Regions from separate parts of the Homo sapiens genome. Here region 2 is linked to region 1. The links are chromatin contacts, found by Hi-C or POLR2A ChIA-PET in ENCODE. All regions are on one chromosome and are shown on one strand. The core of a region is the stretch at or near the end of the contact, and the rest is flanking DNA. Distances in the headings are between cores, read along the strand shown. Region 1 overlaps ACTR3 (actin related protein 3). Region 2 overlaps ACTR3 (actin related protein 3).

Region 1 (7,726 bases), core at 2,929-5,428:
ACACAGTCTGACAATCTCTGGCAATGCATCTGGTCCTGAAAACTAGACCCATTCCCCAGAGAAGGACTGGGGCAGGCAGGACTTGGCAGGAGGTGTAGAAAGAGACCCAGACAGGAAGAAAACCATCCTGGAGACCTGGAGACATTGTTTAGCATCAGCAAACTCCATCAGCAGACACATAAGATAGTGATGTATAAAACAGTGTTTCCCAACTGGGGCAATAAAGACAGCTGCAGAGGGAGAGAGCGTTACCACCTCACAATAATTTTCTTCTCAAGAATGGTTCTCTCTCCTTCTCATGGTCCAAGGGAGAAATTCAGTTTGTCCCCCAACTCCCACCCACCCAAGAAAATATTTCCTGGTGTTTGGAAATGTCTGCGTTTTACCCACCAGTTGGAGGTCTGGCCAGCCTCAGAGCTGAGAACCGAGGCTGTGATGAGATGGGGGTTTGCAGGCTCGTGGGGCTGCCACAGCAGAAGGGAGCTGTGTGTGCTTCAGCTGTGGCTGCCTCTCCCAGGAGGTTCATCACGGTCAGAGGAACCCAGGATGGCTCCGTTGTCATCAGGGCCCAATCTTCCACCATCTAGCCTTAATAAATCTACAGCATTAGGAATCAGATTGGCAGCAACAAGTCATCACAGAGAGGACAGCAAACTCCCCAACCTCTCACCCTTAATGGAGCAGGAGTAGGGAAGCAGGGAGAGAAGTCAGACCCTGTGCCTCTTAGCCCCAAGTTGCTGGAGCAGTCCCACCTAAGTCAGCTTGTAGTAAAGGATAGGAGCTCTGAAATGACTTCAGACTGCAATTTTAATATACTCATTAGAACACAAAAAAGTGGACTGCAATGGATTCAGCAGAAGAGACGGGTTCACTCCCTCCTGTTTCCTTCAATGAGTTGGGCAGGGGAGGGGCAATAAAACTGTTCCAGGCCGTTCTTGGCATGTATATCTCTGAGCTACTCACGCTTCATCAAACCAGTTAGAGCCTAGAAGGATGTAGGAACAGGGACAAAGGTAAGTCCCTTGTCACTAAGCTTCAGAACTTTGCATCAAGCAAACAAGAACTGAGGAGACATACTATGTGGTAAGAGAACAGGCTAACTTAGAATATTAACTTTATCAAATCCTTTTTGGCTACTCAAAAGCCTTTTTCTATTAATTCCCACTTTTGCAGGTTCTATGAGTAGGTGAGGTCACTGTATACCCAACTTTCAAGTAAGGAAAAGTGCCACTGTAGGTAGGTCAATGACATAGATCCACTTCTAGCCATAGAGAGGCAGAGATTTCTGTTCTCCACTAATCCTCTACCTAAAGGGTATGGTCCACCTTGAAGGTACATCCAGTAAACCGAAGCTTTTTCTACGCTACTATATTCAGATCTATTGATTCTTCAGTGGTACGCTGAGCTATTTTTAATTTATGGTTTATTTCACTATGCTGTGACTAAGGTAGTGGATGAACAAATGTAAACATGCAAAGCTTTGAAAAACAGATTGGGGTGAAGAATTGTCCATTTACTTCTGCACATTTTCAGGTGCAAATGACATTCTATATTTCCTTAGAGTAAAACCTGACAGCTTATGACCTCTTAGTTCCTATGCATCTATTTCACCTCTAATGACACTACTAACAAGGGTTATTTGCACTTATCACACACTATGACAAACACATCTGTCCACTGACATTTAGGTGACTGCAGACAAATGGAGTTATAAAAGGCTTCAACTGCACAGCGCCTCACTGCTTAAGAGTAATTTGTGCTTTATTAGGCAGAGGTGAAACTGTGATGAGGACGTCACTGATGATCTGTTAGGTTTCAAACTTCAGGAAAGTTTCAAGGAAATAGCTAAGATAGGAAACTTCTTTGATTCAACGTGGAAAGTATTTATTAAACATTTACTGTGTGTCCAATGCTGGCCAACGCAATTTTAAAAATCAGGTGGAACTGGCTGGGCACGGTGGCTCACGCTTGTAATCCCTGCACTTTGGGAGGCAGAGTTGGGCAGATCCCTTAAGGTCAGGAGTTCGAGACAAGCCTGGCCAATATGTTGAAACCCCGTCTCTAAAGTACAAAAATTAGCTGGGTGTGGTGGTGCATGCCTGTAATTCCAGCTACTCAGGAGACTGAGGCACAAGAATCACTTGAACCCAGGAGGCAGAGGTTGCAATGGGGTGAGATCAAGCCACTGCACTCAAGCCTGGGTGATAGAGCAAGACTCTGTCTCAAAAAAAAGAAAAAAAGAAAAAAAAAAGGAAAAAAAAAGGCAAAACCATTAAAAGTGGAAAAAACAGGATAAAGGGATATATGTTACATATTATGTAAATACACACACATATATAATGCTAAATTGAGAATTACTGAAATAAAAAAATCAATACAGTTTTCGTGGTCTCATGTCTGCAGTATCAAATACTGTTAACAAACCTATAGTCTGACAAAGATGACCCATTATCATGAAGGAAACTATACACAGAGGAACCACAGAAATTAAGATTTAAGGGTAGGGTAAAATTCAAATGAATCAGCATTTCCATAGGCTCAGAACAAAGCAGGGCTGTGTCTAAAGGGATCAGGTGTGCAAGTGGGCCTAGGATCCTGTATCCATGGAAACTATAGTTAAGATAGATGTGGAATGTGTGTCCAAGAAGTCCTTATCTGAAGTTCTGCATTTCCTTTGGGAATCAAGGCTGCTTCTCTCTGTCAAAGTGAATTATGTAAAAGTGGGATGTTTCATTCTTACTGATAGAACTTTCAACCGTAGATTTTCTGATAGTCTGTGATTTTAGAGAAGAAAGTTTCTCAGCGAGTAAGAAGGGAAATAGTCACTCGAAGGGAGTTATGACAGGTTATAGCTGTAGCAGGTCCTTGGGAGAAATATTGTCTCCTGGCTTTATCTGTGTGTGATGAAGGACAAGACAGATTTATACTTCCTCAGTCTGAGTTAATTTTTACTTACTCACTTCCGTTACAACACTAAACACACACTGTCCTGCATTTTGGTTAGTAATATTCAGGGCTGTCTCCATGCGAGACTGTAAATACAAAGTACACTGTATTCCCGCCAAGGTCTGGCACAGTGTCTCTTATATGGTACATACTTAGAAAAAAATTTTGGACTGAACCTGATTACCAAGAAGCAGCAGTATTTCAAGTTCATCAACCTAAAGAGGTTAGGTCAAGTGGCAGGTTAGGGAGCTCTCCTAAAATTAGAAGAGCTTCCCACTTGCAAAACTGAAGGCAAGCCAATCCTCCTCAGCTGGAAAAAAACCATTATTTTAATAGGATTTCAATAGGAATCTATTCAACAAAGTTGCTCCTACAAAGGGAACTTTTCAAAGGAAACAGCTATGCACACAGGATAGCCTTCTGTGTAAATCCCGTTTACAGAAATATACTTTCAAACCTGCACCTTTAAGATTTTGCTCTTTTTATGGAGGATGACAACGAGGCTTTTCTGTCTTATCTTACCCTAGGCATACATTAACTGCTTAAAAAGGCATAGCCTATTGAGTTTTTATTACTCAAATAATGTATGTTCAATCATCTCAGCTCAAATATGTCATTATTAAACAATCGCACCCATTATAGAGAACATAATGACACCATTTGGAGTGGAAAGCTTTTCTCAACCCTGCGGTACCCCTTGAGTAAAGGGCTTTTGTGTCATAGAACACTTTCCACTTCATCTCATCATGAAACGTTAATACACTGCAAGGAGTTGTTTGTAAATTAGTCTGGTGGGTGTAAATCAGAGAACAGATAGCACAAAAAGTTGTTGTTCAGAAGCGTGAAAGACATGAAACTAGAACTTCTCTCTGTTTTTAATAATTCTAGGGTAAACTTACTTGGATTTAGTGAACATGAGACAAAACTTCCCATCTGATAAAGCAGTTCAGCTCTGCACCAAAATATAATCAAGTTCATCAATGTTTAGATTAATTAAAACTAGATTAATACATGAAAACCATTCCTAAAGAGAAGTCCTTACCAAGTATTCAACCATGTCCTGTTGATCAGCCACATGTATTAGAACTGGCCCTTATCTCAGAGATGACACTAAGGTACACATTCAAAGGCAGCAGTGATGACAAGTGTCAGGAAGGCCTCTCCATGTAAGATTGCTTTGTTTTTACTCAATGTGTGGAGCCCCCTCTTGAGGTCAGCAGCGACATCACATATGCATTACTACAGCTGCTGCTTAGAGCCAGGTGTGTAAGACATCTTAGAGCAGGAGTCCTACTTGGCACAATGAGATGTGAAGGGAAAGCTCCCTCACTCTAAAATAACTCAAGGCTACCTAAAAGACTTTTGTGCTGCCAGAACACATATTAATTCCATTTTTCAAAATATTTACAAGCCTTCATATGTATCTAACCTCAAGCAGCTTTTATCTCATTCTGAAGTGCTATCCCCAAAACTCACAACCTGGGATGCGGATCTTCTTTATAAGTGTTAGCTTTAAGCTATAAATTTTGAGTCCATTTTGCAGGTTTTATAAGGATACTCTAAAAGAATTTGGCAGCACATGGAAGAAAGCTGTTTGCTTTCTTGATAAGTGTAGCTTCAGCTCGTTTGCTTACTACTTAAGCTAAAATGGCCCGCATCCACTTTCTTAAGGAACTTTACTTCCTTCTATAGTTGCTCATTTGTAAGTTTATAATAAGCCCAAGGAGGCCAGCTACTTTGGAAAGGGTAATGATCTAGCCAAGGATGTAAGGGACCCCGAGCACATAACGCCTGGACCTCAGAACACCATACATTTTGAGTTCGTTCTTAAGGTAATTTTATAACTTTGAGCATTTTTAAGTTATTGAAATTTTCTGTGGAAAATAGCCAACTTAAATTATTAGGATACAGAGGAAAGCATACTTTGAGTAAATATATTTTGGGATATAAAATCAAAATCACAATCTTCTTCCATGGTAAAGCTCACCTTAGGAAAATTATCTTGGGAGCGGGATGCCAATGGTCAGTTCTATGCTAAAATAATACAGAGCAACTGGTTAAACCAATCCATGCCATCACTTAGGATTCAGATTGAAACATGAAAAACGTACCACTTATGTAGTTCTAGATCACATGTTGCAAATATGGAAACAGTTTCTGAACTTTCTCTTCCAGGGAAGAAACCTTCATTTATAGTACATATATTTTCAATGGACAAATGTAGGGCCAGTTTATGAGTGCCTCAAATCTGCACGATGAATTAAAGCCAGTTATCATGTATGTGTAATGTAATATTAAGGGATGAACATGTCTTACGTTTCAGTAATTATGCAATTAACTTCGCATCTTTTCAACTGGAGAAACTGTACAAAGTCTAACCTTAAAAAAATGTAGAGAACACTAGCAAGTACTGTAAAAAGAGAATTTCAAGGGCAAAAAAAAATAAATCTTAGAATGTTACTCAATCCTTTACCTCTCCTGGATTTCATTAATGCAAGAATGTAAACAATCTTATTTCTGATTTTGAAATTTTAACGTTACTTTGCTGTAGCTTGAATATACTTTTAAAGTTCCAGAATGCAAAAATCACGTATTTCATTCACCACTACCCCCAGCATCTTGAAGAGTGCTTAGCATATAGAATGTTCCAAATCAATACTGCTGATAAATAAATCCCACTGCAAATTACTGTCATACCCTAAAGAACATCTTTGGTTTTACTCAAGTCATGGGTATATTACTGAAAATGGCATGCTTTAAATAAGAAAATGAAATGCATTATTTCCATAGTCCAGATTCAATTTGATTTTAATAGCAAGCCTTATTTAAATATATTCACTTACAGATAAGGGCAGAAAAGAGAGACATCTAGTGGGTGGACGGAAGGAGTAAGCTCAGAAGCCACATCTGCCACTCCTTCCATCTCTTGGCTAAATGTCTCAAAAAGTCGTTTGTCAACTTTGTGAAACAGGTCAAAGGCATGTTGCTACTTCAATTTCAAAAAGAATACTAGAATACTAATGACGGAATGAAAAATCTTCCACTTGGGGTTTAAGAAGTCATTTCTCCTTGAGGGGAAAATACGTAACACCATTTCATTCATTGTTCTAGTGCCCTGAGGAATACTGCCCACAGAGTTGCAACCTCCCACTTTATAGAGGTGAAGATAGATAAATAGACAAAGACAGTACTGCCCAGACCAAATAATGCTATTTCTTTTGAGATATACCAGTGGCAGGGGACTCCACAGACATTCAACTCAGATGTTATCTAAAGGTGAGATCACTAGCAGATCTCTGAGCTTGAGGTCATTAAAACATATATAGACATATAACGGCTGCTCCATTTTTTCAATGGACCATCTTAAAAGGAAGATAACTTTATTCAACAAATGTTTAAGCATCTGCCACATGCCAAGCATTGTATTTTATAACATCATTACAAACTTCCCTTTTATTTGTAGCCTAAAAATGTTTTACCAGTCTTCAAAAGCCAAGTGAGGTACTTTCTAATTCATAAAAGATCCACTTAGGTCACTGGCAAGTTGAACTTTCAGCATTAGTGAAATCAGAAACGAGGTACACAAACTTAGCACCAATGTGGAGATACATAGCCAAAATGTGAACGACCTCAAGTATGCCCCGTGGAGAAGCTAAATTAGGCAGTCTGAAATCCCCATAGTTTTTCTGTATATGGAATGTCGTTTTTAAGAGCTCATTGCCTATTCATAAAGTCCAATCCAATCTCAAAAAGACTGCTGAGTTTTAGGCTCCTTCCTTAGTTCAGCACATTAGCCTGGTAACTATCTGGTAACTATAGTATCAGACATGACTTGGTCATCTGATACCTCCCTCTAGTAGTCTAGCACAGGAATCTTGCTATCAGCTTTCCCAATAGAATGAGTCAGAGAAGCTAAGAAATGTTGCCAAATTAATTTTGAAAAAAATTTAATAAACCATATGCTATTCAGTAAAATATCAAAAAAATTATAACCAGTAAGTTCTATTCTGCAACTACCTGTGTGGTCTTTGCAAAGTCACTTTTCCACAATGTTATTTATGTCAATCATGTGTGTGATTTCACCCTGAACTGCATCAACTTTTTTAGCCAATGTTTGTGTTTGAGGGTGTGTTTGAAGGTGTCAGATATCCTTCAGTCTTCTCTCCCACTCTTCTCCTCACTTCTCCTAATCACAATATTCTAATCCCCTCCCCAATTGCTGTAACTCAAGTTGCTTCTGCCATATCTAAAATATCATCCCCACCTACTCTCCATCTACTAAAACATTCATCTTTCAAGGTTTGGGCTAAGAAAAATCAGTCTACTGCAGTAGAAACTACCCCACTAGTGCTTTAGTCATCTCATGAATGTATACATTATTCCAACTAATCATTTTAGCATTTAAAACAAGTCTCAGATTTTCTTGTTGCTCAGGAATTTATTTGGGAAAGATCCCATGTACCCACAATAAGAAAAAGATGTGTGGTTCCAATTCCGATATCGACTTTCTAATATAATTCCAAATAAGATTAACAATTTACTGCAACCTTGAATCTTATTAATTAAAAATGGAGGAAGTTTAGAATTAAGTCATCTCTAAATCAAGTGGTTTAACATGGGATCTGGACAATATCAAAATTGATCAATAAAAGCCAGAGGGAGAAATGAGGCCTGTTTCTACTGTTAATGTTGAATGTTACATTTCAGGACATGTCAATTACCTTGTACAACAATCTGATTTAGAGCCTGTGATCATTTACACTACAGAGATTTTGAAATG
Region 2 (7,726 bases), core at 2,537-5,036, 42 kb after region 1:
CAAAGTATACCAAAGAAGTATGATGAAAATGTTCTCATTAAGTGTATTCAAAAATTTCCTCAGTGAAATTATAACTTGTAACTTACCAAAAGAAAATAATGGTCTTCAGGTTCTGCCCTTAAATATTTAAAGATCACTTGCTCCATAAACCTTTCCATTAAGTCCCAATCTTCAACTATACCATGGCGGATTGGCCACTATTAAAACAAAAAGGGAAATACAAATTAAATCTTATTAATATAAAAAACAAATAAAAATACAAAAAAGGAAATATCAGATCATTAGTGGATATTAGATGAGGATATATTCATAGGTGTGATACTATAGAACATCCTTAAAAGATGTGTACTTAAGGATTTAAAGATAAATTAGTTCAATAACGCATTGTCAGATGGATGGTTCAATAAAAACAAAGTGAATATGTCAAAATGTTAAAAACTGTTAAATCTACATGGAAGACCATTGTACTAGTCTTTCTAGATTTTAAAAGTTTTGTAATAAAAGGATAAGTTAGCCTACAAAAATTAAGCCTAAAAAACTATACTTTATCACAATTTCCTTAATTTTTAATGCATTAGGCCATTAACAAGTATTTGTTGTATGCCGAATATAAAAAGTGCACCTGTAAGTACATACCTAGAATAATTGTAAGAATCAAGCACATAAAATGTTATAAGAAAAGTTTTATAAATGTTTAAGAGTCATGCTTCCAAAACTGTGTGCTAAGATACCTACTATGATTTGGATGTGGTGTGTTCCCACCAAAACTCATGTTAAAATTTAATTCCCAGTGTTATAGTATCGAGAGGTGGTAGGGCCTTTAAGAGGTCATCAGGTCATTAGAGGAATTAATGCAGTTCTCAGCAGGACTGAGTTAATTCTCCAGAGGGTTGAAGGCAGGCTGTTACAAAGTGAAGTTGTCCCTTGTATTTTGTCCCTTTCCTCTTCCATTCCCCAACATGTTATGAAGCAGCATGAGGTCCTTACCAGAGGTTGATCAGATGTGGCCAACTCATCTTGGACTTCCTCACCTCCAGAACCACAAGCCAAAATAAACCTCTTTTCTTTATAAATTACTCAGTCTCAAGTATTCATTATAGCAACAGAAAATGAACTGAGACAGCACCCCAGTGTACTACCATAAATTCACAAGGGCGCCGCAAAGTTATTTTAAATTTTCCAGGGAAATATAGTGTTACTCAACATCAGTTGGACACTGCGTGATCTACAAGTCACAGTAATTCAGTTTCAACAATAAATCAAACTATTATATATTCCTTTCAATGACATTATTTCTTACAGAAGTTGGTTTGTCAGCAGTTGCTGGCATAAAAACCAAGTTATCACATAAAATAACATCGATATAAAACAAGAAATCAGGGTGGCAATGTCCCATCTGATTCCAGGTTTGAGAAGCTGAGCGATGCCTAAGCATCCTAACAGAAATGTGATTACTCAGCAGTGAAATAACGTTTCCAATTTAAGTGTCTTATTTTTTTCAAGTGGCTACTAAGTTGCCTGGACCTAGGTATTTAATAAACAGAACTATCAGACATTTCTTTCGATCTAGGTGGCACAGTGAAAAACGTTACTGAGACCCTAACGGCACTGAGAAAGTTTGTGAACCTCTGCAACAGAATATAATTCCATGAACATAATACACATTCAATACCTAAAGTTAAACAAATTAATGAACAAAGAAATAAATACCTTGCAGTATCAATCCCTAACATCTACTTCTTACTCTAGTTTCCACACTACTTTTTAAGGCATTATACTTATAAAAGGACTTCTACTCCCCAGTTTGCTTTAAGGAAGGAAAAAATTGCAGTTTACTTTATCATTCAATTTTTAACATTATTAGAAGTTTACAAATTCAAATGTTTTAAGTATTATTTATTCATCAATTATTACTGTGTACCTACTGTAAGCCACTGGCACAAATGCTAAGGACACAGACATCCAGCATACAAAAAACTCAGTCTAGCAAAAGAAATATATACGAACAAATATTACACTACAGGTTTTTAAAAAAAATAAAGTTCCGACTGGGCGTGGTGGCTCATGCCTGTAATCCCAGCACTTTGGGAGGCCAAGGCAGGCAGATCACCTGAGGTCAGGAGTTTGAGACCAGCCTGGCCAACATGGTGAAACCCCGTCTCCACTAAAAATACAAAAATTAGCCAGGCGTGGTGGTGCATGCCTATAATCCCAGCTACTCGGGAGGCTGAGACAAGAGAATCACTTGAACCCAGGAGGCGGAGGTTGCAGTGAGCCAAGATCACTCCATTGCACTCCAGCCTGGGCGATAGAGTAAGACTCTGTCTCCAAAAAAAAAAAAAAAAAAGGTGGCACGATGGCTCACGCCTGTAATCCCAGCACTTTGGGAGGTTGAGGTGGGTGGATCATTTGAGGTCAGGAGTTCAAGACCAGCCTGGCCAATATGGTGAAGCCCCATCTCCACTGAAAATACAAAAATCAGTCAGGCATGGTGGCAGGCACCTATAATCCCAGCTACTGGGGAGGCTGAGGCAGGAGAATCTCTTGAACCCAGGAGTCAGAGGTTGCAGTAGGCCAAGATCACATCACTCCACTCCAGCCTGGGCAACAGAGTAACACTCTGTCAAATAAATAAATAAATAAATAAATAAATAGTTCCTTGAATAAGATGACCACCTTGTTTTGTGAGAGAAAAGGTTTCGCTGAGGAGGTCATATCTAAGCCGGGTCTTAACTCAGTTCTGCTTTCTGGCTTTTTTTTTGGCAGGGGAATGAGAGGTATGGAGGAACTTGTGGAGAACAGAAAAAGATGTATAGAAAGACAAACACTGCATGGTATACAAAAACAAAACTGAAGTTATCAATGAGAAATTTATGTGCCAAAAGATTTGAAGGTGCGTAGAGAGATATACCAGTTCTAGATCAAAGGGACTAGATTCTCAAAAATTTTCCTTTTATTTAGGTTTTATTCTATAAGAAATAAAACAGCAGAGAAATTTTTAAGCAGGGGAATAAGAACAGCTTTAATTTTTAGGAAGACTATTATAGCAGCATTGGGAAAGCTCAAATGAAGCTTAACAGAACCAAGTGAGAACAAGAGTACCAATAGTGGTATGGACGACAAGGGGCCACATTGAAGATTTCTCAGTCAATAAGAATAAGAAAGGGCTGGGCATGGTGGCTCATACCTATAATCCCAGCACTTTGGGAGGCCAAGGTGAGAGGATGGCTTGAGCCCAGGAGTTTGAGACCAGCCTAGGCAACGTAGTGAGACCCTGTCTCTACAAAAAAAAAAAAAATTTTTAATTAGCCAGGTGTGGTGGCACACACCTGTAGTCCCCGCTACTCAGGAGGCTGAGGTGGAAGAATCACTTGAGCCCAGAGGGTCAAAGTGATTGTGGAGGGTCTTGCAGTGAGCCAAGATCTCACCACTGCATTCCAACATGGGCAACAGGGCAAGACACCTGTCTCAAAAAAAAAAAAAAAAAGAGAAAAAAGTCAGAAGATGCCAACAGGTTTCCAGCTTTGAAGTTAGGATGGACCAGATCCATTAATCAAAACATAAAAATTGTGTTTTGTCTGATCTTGGAATAAACAAGAGTGGAGTATATATAATACGTTTTGTTTTAGATATACTAAAACTCAAGAGCCAGGAAATAGGTAGGTGAAGATGTAGTCAAGGAACTGAAAGTAGAGATCTGGTCTGTGGTTGCAGACAAAGGAATGGAGGAGATCACCTAGAGAAAGTCTTTAATGAAAGAATAAAACATTGAGTCACCCCATTTTATGAGAAGAGAAAAAAAAAAAAAAGGAGAACTGAAAGCAGTGCCTAGAGAAACCAACGTTTGAGTAGTGGGTAAAGGAGAAATCAGTGACAATAGAAACAACAAATAAAAACAAACAAAACAGGCCGGGCACAGTGGCTCATGCCTGTAATCCCAGCACTTTGGGAGGCCGAGGCAGGCAGATCACGAGGTCAGGAGATTGAGACCATCCTGGCTAACACGGTGAAACCCCATCTCTACTAAAAATATAAAAAATTAGCCGGGCACGGTGGTGGGCGCCTGTAGTCCCAACTACTTGGGAGGCTGAGGCAGGAGAATGGCATGAACCCGAAGTCGAGGCTGCAGTGAGCTGAGATCGCGCCACTGCACTCTAGCCTGGGCGACAGAGCCAGGCTCCGTCTCAAAAACAAACAAACAAACAAACAAACAAACAAACAAATATTCCATGTTAGGAAGATAACCATTAGAGTAATCCTGCAAAAGAAAGACAAATCAAGAAGGATGAAAACTGTTACATATAATTGGATTTAACAAAGAGCATATCAAATATCTTGAGACTCACTAAGAAGTGTCGTTTTAAAAGGAAAGAGAAAAATAGCTAAATTGCTGAGGACAGAAGGTAGGAATAAAGATTGAGAGAAGTTTTGTTCTGGTTTGTTAGTAGCACTTAGAAGACTTAAAAATGCGTTTAAAATGAGTGGACAGAATCAGTGGAAAGGAACTCTGGCCTCTCGACTGACTGACTTCATCACTTTCAGTGGTATCTCTTTTCCATTTTGGCCACAGTATAGATCTTATATCATCATCACTATCACCTCTCAATCGCTGAAATGCAGGTATACCCTTCTCTGATCACAACCTCTTATTATTCTAGCATACTCAACCACCTCAAGAGATCTCTTCTGAACACCAATTAAGACTTTTGGTCCACTGGTTGCTTTAATTATTCCCTAGCCATCAATATACACAGTCTAGATTTTGACCCATCACCTTTATTTCACATGTTCTTTTTTCATCCTGTCTACCAAAATCCAACCCAGCATATATCCCTAACATAAACTTGCCTATATCCAGAATGCTGATTATACCGCAGAAGCATTTGCACTAGGGTGCTAAAGACTAAGAATTCATAGTCATTATTCTCAAATGGACCTAACCTTGCCTGGCAAGCCTTTACTCTTCTACTCTGTTCCTCTTTACTCTTCACAATGACGAGTGTCAATGCCGCCCCTACCGCTAAGATTTCACCTTCTCCCCACATCCATGACCAGCAGATGATGCCACCACATATTTCGCAGAAGCAGCAGAAGCCAACAGTCAGGAATTCAAATCTGTAAAATGGATTCCATACTTAGCCTTTTTTCTCATTTACTTCCATTATAATGTAAGATATTCCGCATGTCAATTCAGTCATCTGTGTTCTGGATCTCATCCCTCCAGCTTTTTCAGAGACCTTGATTATACCTTATCTTTCCTGTTACTTTAATCTCTAATAGTTCTTTCATATTAGCATTCAGACATGTCTTCCATCTTAACGTTGAAATGTGTCTCTTCATCTCTCTCTCCCTCCCAATCACAATTGAAACTCAATGAACAGTACTCTTACTGTTACTTTTTTCCTGGCCTATCACTCAAAAGCCTACTTTCATCTAGCCCAACTACTCTTCTAAAACTATTCTCATTCAGGTTACAAATCACCACCTTGTAGCGAAAGACAGCAAATTATCTATGGGCTCTAGCTCATCTCAGCACCATTCTACAGTGTTTACCTCTACATATCTACCCATGCATTCTCAGTCTCTTTCGCAGACTTTTCCTCCTCTACTCAAACCTAACTGGCACACTGCTCTGTCTTAGTTCTCTTCCCCTGTGATATGTTCCCCTAGGTAATGTCAACCCGTCTAAGGTAACTGACACTTTCTGAATCTCTGTCTCCAGCTCTGCCTTGTTTCTTACCTCCAAAATCCACATATTTGACTCTAACAAAATCTCAGACGTCTCACAAGTACCTCAAACACAATGTGTTCAAAATTAAACTTATTTTCTCCTCTCTACACTACCCAGTCAAAAGTGTTTCTCCTTATGAAACAAGACCTCTAGCTCTCACCTTATACAAAAATCAACTCAAAATGAATTAAAGATTTAAATCTAAGACCCAAAACTATAAAAGTACTAGAAGAAAACTTAGGGGAAACCTCTCACAACATTGGTACGGGAAAAGATTTTACAAATAAGACCTCAGAAGCACAGGCAACAAAAGCAAAAATAGACAAATGGGATTATATTAAATTAAAATGCTTCTGTGAGGAAAACCATCAACAGAGGGAAAATACAAGTTATGGAATGGGTCAAAATGCCCGCAAACTGTACATCTGACAGAGGATTAACATCCAGAATATATAAGGAATTCAATTCAACAGCAAGAAAAAAAAAAAAAAACACTGATTTTTTTAAAAGGGCAAATAATCTAAATAGACATTTCTCAAAAGAAGTCACATCAACGGCCAACAAATACATGAAAAAAACGTCCAACATGACTAATCATCAGGAAAATGCAAATCAAAACCAGAAAGAAATACCGTCTCACCATAGTTAGAATGGCTATTACCCAAAAGACAAAAAAAATCACAAATGCTGGCAAGGATGTGCAGAAAAGGGAACTCATATATACTGTGGAGGGAATGTTAATAGGTAAAGCCACTATAAAGCATAGTACAGAGGCTCCTCAAAAAACCACAAATAGAACTACCATATGATCCAGCCATCCTACTATTGGGTATATACCCAAAGGAAAATAAATTACTATATCAAAGATACCTGCACCCTCATGTTTATTGCAGTACTCTTCACAATAGCCAAAATATGAAATTAACCTAAGTGTCCATACGGATATGTGTAGTATATATGCACAATACTATTCAACCATAAAAAAAGAGTGAAATCCTGTCATTCCTGGCAACACAGATGAGCCCAAAGGACATTAAGTGAAATAAGCCAGGGACTAAAAGATAAAAAATTGCATGTTCTCATTCATGTGCAAAAGCTAAAAAAATTGACTTCATGTAAGTAGAGAGTAGAAAAGTGGTTACTAGAGGCTGGAAAGGGTAGGGGAAAGAAGGGAATAGGGAGAGCTTGAATAAAGGATACAAAATTACAGCTGGATAGCAAGAATAAGTTCTAGTGTTCTATAGCACTATATGATGACTACAGTTAATTTATTATATATTTTCAGATAGTTAGAACAGAGAATTCTGAATATTCTCAACACAAAAAAATAAGTGTTTGAGGTGAATATGCTACTTACATTGACTTGATCACCACACACTGTACATATCAAAATATCACTACATACTCCATAAATATGTACAATTATTATATGTCAAGTAAAATTTTTTTAAAAGCCTGGCACAGTGGCTCATGCCTGTAATCCCACACTTTGAGAGAGGCCAACATGGGAGGGTCACTTGAGCCCAGGAGTTTGAGACGAGCATGGGCAACAGAAGGAGACCCTGTCTCTATAAAAAATAAAATAAAAGGCCGGACGCAGTGGCTCACACCTGTAATCCCAGCACTTTGGGAGGCCAAGGTGGGCAGATCACCTGAAGTCAGGAGTTCAAGGCCAGGCTGGCCAAATGGTGAAACCCCATCTCTACTAAAAACACAAAAATTAGTCCGGCGTGGTGGCACATGCCTGTAATCCCAGCTACTCAGGAGGCTGAAGCAGGAGAATCGCCTGAACCCAGGAGGTGGAGGATGCAGTGAGGTGAGATCACGCCACTGCACTCCAGCCTGGGAGACAGAGCAAGATTCCATCTCAAAAATAAAAATAAAAATAAAATAAATTAGCGAAGCATGGTGGCACACGCCTGTGGTTCCAGCTACTCAGGAGACTGAAGTGTGAAAATCTCTTGAGTCCAGAAGTTTGAGGCTGCAGTGAGTGAG

Evidence for each region. Hi-C counts contacts between places; a loop is a spot of excess contacts on that map. ChIA-PET counts read pairs that join two places held with the same protein, here RNA polymerase II (POLR2A). Pooled maps may share reads with other maps.
Region 2: a pooled map shows a loop between it and region 1 (1.9-fold over the local background). The contact joins two enhancer-like sites. A Hi-C loop is called at or near these places in 6 of 168 maps with a recorded cell type or tissue (B cell, CD4-positive, alpha-beta T cell, CD8-positive, alpha-beta T cell and 3 more), 1 of 37 single-sample maps with no recorded cell type and 8 of 50 pooled maps. POLR2A ChIA-PET finds 5 or more read pairs at or near these places in 7 of 52 experiments (B cell, CD4-positive, alpha-beta T cell, activated CD4-positive, alpha-beta T cell and 2 more).

The regions. Positions count from the first base shown.
Region 1 is chr2:113,962,268-113,969,993 of GRCh38, reverse strand. ACTR3 (actin related protein 3) reads right to left here. Exons shown (of 12, transcript NM_005721.5): 12 at 7,398-7,726. It also overlaps a transcript of LINC01191 not described here. Among named protein-coding and RNA genes, the nearest start is that of LINC01191, 13 kb to the left of the region's middle. RefSeq lists an enhancer at 2,868-3,162. Within about 2 kb of position 4,178, at least 2 of the 41 ENCODE cell types and tissues checked have a DNase peak (open chromatin) inside an H3K27ac peak, as active enhancers do; they include B cell, where a contact is called at or near this core.
Region 2 is chr2:113,919,816-113,927,541 of GRCh38, reverse strand. It overlaps ACTR3 (actin related protein 3), which reads right to left. Exons shown (of 12, transcript NM_005721.5): 4 at 87-197. Among named protein-coding and RNA genes, the nearest start is that of ACTR3-AS1, 33 kb to the right of the region's middle. Within about 2 kb of position 3,786, at least 3 of the 41 ENCODE cell types and tissues checked have a DNase peak (open chromatin) inside an H3K27ac peak, as active enhancers do; they include B cell, where a contact is called at or near this core.